Regions from separate parts of the Homo sapiens genome. Here region 2 is linked to region 1. The links are chromatin loops, found by intact Hi-C in ENCODE. Cell type or tissue: MCF 10A. All regions are shown on one strand. Each heading gives the region's core, and the rest is flanking DNA. Links, peaks and the distances in the headings are about the cores only.

The links. Peaks named below come from ENCODE experiments on the same cell type or tissue, not always from the same donor. Only the 100,000 strongest peaks of a DNase experiment are listed, where the experiment ranks them.
Region 2: a loop joins it to region 1, with 6 times the contacts of the local background. A loop is called at or near these places in 2 of 110 quality-filtered maps.

Annotation. Positions count from the first base shown.
Region 1 is chr14:31,335,616-31,338,546 of GRCh38, reverse strand. It overlaps HEATR5A (HEAT repeat containing 5A), which reads left to right. Exons shown (of 36, transcript NM_015473.4): 22 at 933-1,071. Among named protein-coding and RNA genes, the nearest start is that of HEATR5A, 83 kb to the left of the region's middle. In MCF 10A, for the core only: no CTCF peak of the experiment used is centred there; a DNase peak (open chromatin) is centred at 1,686.
Region 2 is chr14:31,228,302-31,231,232 of GRCh38, reverse strand. No RefSeq gene overlaps it. Among named protein-coding and RNA genes, the nearest start is that of HECTD1, 22 kb to the right of the region's middle. In MCF 10A, for the core only: no CTCF peak of the experiment used is centred there; a DNase peak (open chromatin) is centred at 1,332.

The DNA.
Region 1 (2,931 bases), core at 151-2,650:
ATCCATTAACCTTTGACTTGTAACTGAAGTATATTACCAGTCTTATCATTTGCCATGGGTAGATACAACCTATTGAGATTTACATTGCATCTGTAAGATGTATACATATATGTATTCTATCAATACATAAATATGTATATATATATAAAATTTGGTGTTCTGTAATGCTTGTCTCTAGAGAGCATTTTTGGTGAATGTTTTCTGCCTTTATTTGAAAATGCATTTACTTTGTATGTTGTCTGATTAAAATATTATTGTTAAAAGACCACACTAATAATAACTAACATTTATTGAGCATTTACTATTTGACAGGTACTGTGGTAAGCACTTTGCATGTTGCTTTGTGTTAATGTCACAATAGCCCTGAGAGATGCAGTAGTGTTACAAACGAGGAAACTAAGGCACTCTAGAGGAGTTAAATAATTTGCCCACAGTCACACAGCTAGTAAGTGATGGATCTAGGACTCAAACTGAGACATTTTGACTCCGGAGCCTCCATTTTAACCAATATGCTGTATTGCCTATATGGATGTGTATAAATTTCTGCTTAGAGAATGATAAAACATTATAATATAGTTGCATGAACACAAATGTATGAACTGCAACTAAATCCTTTCCATTGTAGTTCTTTTTTTCTCTTAAAAGTCTATTTACTCATATAAATTCTGCCTTCTGACACTGCCAAAAGACTTTTGTTAGATTTATGAGTAGTGCATAATCTAGTACACATATTACCTATTAAGCTGTTTCTAAGTTACAGAATCAGAAATATATTCTAGAATGGTTTCAAGAAGTTCCTATGTATTTATAAATTGTGTCCAGCCCACTGATGGGCTGGACAGAATCAGGAAGGGGTCCAGTGAATATCTATTAGACTCACTGAGTGCCAACAAGAATTTTAGCTCTGTCGTTCCTCAAATGGTATTTTTCAGGTGAATCTTTGTAGCCCCTACTTGTTACTGAGAAGAGCAGTACTGGCTTGCTTACGTCAGCTTGTACAAAGAGAAGCAGCTGAAGTTTCAGAACATGCTGTTATGCTTGCTAAGGATAGCAGAGAAGAGTTGACTCCAGGTAATTCTCTTGATCAAGATTATGTCCAGCTCAAATGATTATTTTTATTTTAAATTTTCCATATATACATGAGTTTTGAAACAGTTTAAAAGTTAATATGTCTTAAACCTGCTACAAGAAAGAATTGCTAACAGTTATTCCAACCAGTGATGTTACTGATTTAGAGTGGTGGTTCTCAAACTGGTTTTCAAACCAGCAGTGTATACCTTACCTGGGAACTTGTTAGAAATGCAGATTATTGGGACCCATCCCAGACCTACTGAACCAGAAATCTGGGAGTATTACCTGGCAATCTGTATTTTTAAATCTGTATTTTTACAGTCCCTATGTTAGTACAGCTGTGTGCCACATAATGGCATTTTGGTCAACAACAGACTGCACATACAACAGTGGTCCCATAAGATTATAATACCATATCTTCACTGTACTTTTTCTATGTTTTGATACACAAATGTTTACCATTGTGTTATAATTGCCTATAGTATCCAGTACAGTAACTTGTTCTATGGGTTTGTAGCCTATGAGTAATAGGCTATGCCATATAGCCTGTGTGTGTAATCTATACCATCTAGGTTTGGGTAAGTACACTCTATGATGTTCACATGACAATGAAATTGCCTAACAACACATTCTTCAGAACATAATCCTATTACGCCATGCATGACTGTACTAAAGTTTGAGAGCCACTGATCTAGAGCAAGTTTTTTCACCGCAGTCAAATGAAATGGGATTAGCCCTTAAATAATTTATCACACCTGCCTCTGTTTGCCGCAGAATCTCACTTTCATAAAATTTATTATAGATACGTCTGCTACAAGTTAAAGAGTTTTTAATGCCCCTTCTTTTACATTTTAGAGCTGAATTAAAGGATTTCTTAGCCAGTAAGATTTAAGTGTATATCACTTCATTTTAAAACTATGATATGAATAACCTGAATTTGCATATGAATTCAAAGAAACTATTAGCCTACAAAAATAGTAATAATAGGCCAGGTATGGTGGCTCACACCTGTAATCTTAAGCACTTTGTGAGGCTAAGGCGAGAGGACTGTTTTAGGTCAGGAGTTCAAAAACAGCCCTGGGGGCCAGACACACTAGCTCATGCTTGTAATCTCAGCACTTTGGGAGGCCAAGATGGGAGGATGGCCTGAGGCCAGGAGTTCAAGATCAGCCTGGTCAACATAGTGAGACCTCATCTCTATTTTTAAAAATTATATATATATATATATATATATATATATATATATATATATATATATGTATGTATGTATATATAAAAATAACCCCCTGCGCAATATGGCATGACCCCATCTCTACAAAAAATTTTAAAATTAGCCAGGTGTCATGGTACACATCTGTAGTCCCAGCTACTAATTAATCAGGAGGCTGAGAGAAGAGAATTGCTTGAGCCCAGGAGTTTGAGGTTGCTGTGAGTTATTATGCACTGCATAATAACTGCAGCATGGGTTACAGATCAAAACACTGACTCCAAAAAAAAAAAAAGGTAATTATCTTACACCCTGGCTGGTCACAGTGGCTCACGCTTGTAATCCCAGTACTTCGGGAGGCCGAGGTGGGCAGATCACCGGAGGTCAGGAGTTCGAGACCAGCCTGGCCAACATAGCGAAACCCCGTCTCTACTAAAAATATAAAAAATTAGATCTGTGTGGTGGCATGCGCCTGTAGTCCCAGCTACTTGAGAGGCTGAGGCACAAGAATCAGTTGAACCCAGGAGGGGGAGGTTGTAGTGGGCCGAAATTGCACCACTGCACTCCAGCCTGGGCACCAGAGCGAGAATCTGTGTCAAAAAATAATAATAATAATTTATGTATATAGTTTTCAAAGTACCATCATACTTTTA
Region 2 (2,931 bases), core at 270-2,769, 110 kb after region 1:
TGGAGACTCACTCCGTTGCCCAGGCTGGAGTGCAGTGGTGCAATCTCAGCTCACTGCAACCTCCGCCTCCCAGGTTCAAGCCATTGTCGTGCTTCAGCCTTCCGAGTAGCTGGGACTACAAGTGTGTGCCACAATGCCTGGCTAATTTTTGTATTTATAGTAGAGATGAGGTTTCACCATTTTATTATTTTTCTTTAAGCTTTTCTTATATGCTTTATGCAAGCTTTATACTTAATATAAATCACCTTAAATTAAAACAATTTTTCGTAAGAAAAGCTGTATTTCAAGTTATGTTTATGTCAGTGTTATTTATAATAAAAACATAAAATGGAAATAGCCTATTTGTTGGAATAAAGTGAATGTTAGTTCAACCATATGGTGAATGGAATATTATTCAGTTATTTAAAATATTGTTAGGTAGCACCCTATAGAAAGAAATAATCTTACAAGTTACCAAAAATGATCACATGACAAAAATAACCATGTGATTACAACCATGAAAAACAGTTCAGATAATAAGAATGTATGCTACTGTGATATAGTTGGGTTTTAGCAAAAGGGATTATGAGTGTTTTTCTCCTTGCTTTGTTTTTCTAATTTCCTATAGTCTGTTTATGTTGTTTTTAATAATTAAAATTTTTGGGCCAGACACGGTTGCTCACGCCTGTATTCCCAGAACTTTGGGAGGTCAAGGTGGGTAGATCACTTGAGGTCAGGAGTTCGAGACCAGCCTGCCAACATGGTGAAACCCCGTCTCTACTAAAAATAAAAAAAATTAGCTGGGCGTGGTGGTGCACACCTGTAATCCCAGCTACTCAGAAGGCTGAGACAGGAGAATCACTTGAACCTGGGAGGTGGAGGTGGCAGTGAGCCGAGATAGTGCCACTGCACTCCAGCCTGGGCGACAGATCGAGGCTCTGTCTTAAAAAAATAATAATTACAACTTTTATTACGAAAAGAAAAAAAAGATTTCCCCAGAAACATGTTTTGATTTCACTATAAATTTAAATGGCCAGAAATCGTACCAGTTTATAAAGTTTTGTATAGGAGGGGAAGTTTTCACAGAGAACGTCCTTTTCTTGGATGTTTCTCAGTAACCTCTCAGCCTCTGCACCTCAGAGAACAAAGGTCTTTTGCTAAGATTCAAATTGTTTGCCAAAAAATTGAGTTTCCCCTCCTTTTGGTTCTTGCCATTGGCCAGCGTGCTTTTCTATCACCAGAGACCTCCAGTATCTCGCTCACACACATCTCACAGCAAGGAGCTGACTAATCCTAAGGCTGGCGGCTTGTTAGGCAACCTTTCACACAGTGCCTATTGCTACCCCATTGCACAATATATTTGACTGGGAATGATAAACCCGTGGTTTACATTTGACTCCAGTCACCTTGTTAGTGCCAGCAGCTTACGTGTGTAAATATCACCCACTGCCTTTAGAAAGACGTTGACAGTTGACATTGTGTTCCTGGCTCCGTAGTGTTGTGTAACACTGGGGAGGAGCAGAGGGGTGGGGAGAAAGAGCCTATAAGGAAGCATCAATCAGAAGCAAATGAGGATATGAACTTATAATCACTTCCAGCTTTATTTATGAAAGAAATGAAAAGCTGGACACTTATGGGTTGTAGCTTCAAATAAACTTAATATTAGAATTAAAGAACTAGAAGAAACAAATTAATCAACATTCAATATATTTCTATTAATCCATTGGTAATATATAAGTAAATCTTTGACAGAGGCACCACACTTTTTTCAGTGACTAAAATAGTTCAAATGGAGAACAGCCATTGCTGTATTATTACAAATTCTGTTGTAATTTCATGAATGTGACAATATAGAATGTATATGATAGAAGAAATCACTATGCAAAGAAGGTTCTGTGCTTAGTTTTTTGAGACTACAAGTCATTTCTTTACACACACACACACACACACACACACACACAAACCCTGTAGCTATGCCCAGGTTAGGGGGAAAGAGGAAGTGGGGAACCCTAAAAGAGAAGAGAATAAAGATTTCAATTATCATTTGTTCTAGGAATGAATACTATCTTACTCAGAGCTTTAAGTCTGTGAGAATATTCAGCCCATATAGTGCAGTACATTTACTGAGGTTAGATTAGTTATTTTTAGTGTCTTCCATGTCCCCTCTGTACACAGTGTGATACTAACAGTAACATAAAAGCCACCTGCAAATTTTGTTTGCTAATAAGATTCCAGACCATTAATGAAAGGACATAGGTTGATTTTGCTAAACAAAACAAAAACTCCAAGAATATCAAAAGCTTGTTTTGAGTGTGAAAGAAGAATAAAACAGATTTCATTTTTATTTGGTTACAAAGAATGTGTTTTTAAAAAGCTGGAAGAGAGTAAGGCAAAGGCTAACCACCCCTTGATAAAGTAGGATATCATAAGGAAAATTATGCAATGGTTAGTGAGATTGCAGAACACTCAATATAGCTAACTTTCCTCAAGATTGAGAAGGACAAAGTAAGTTCCTTAGAATGAGTATCTTTGTATAGTAAGTTTGAATCATACCAGTACATATTAACCAGGTCATTTACTACTTTGACTCACTCTTTTCATTAATATTCAGGAATTACTGTGGTCAAAACTTTATTAACCAACAAAACCTGAGTGTGGAAGGTGTTTCCAACTTGGACAGGAGCAAAAGGCCAAAACTCACCTATAATGAATCACCAACAACTACTTTAGTGTTCTAAGTGTAACTGATAGCCCTGCTAATATTCAATCCTTAAATGTTTATGATGAAGAATTTCACCTTTGGCACCTAGGTATACAGAAATCTTTTTCAACCTCATTTTACCAGGTGGTTGTTTTTTTTTAATGGGACCAGGGAAAATGGGTAAAATAGACTGTATAGATCATTGAGTTACATACTATTTATTGATTGATTGATTGAGAGGGAGTCTCGCT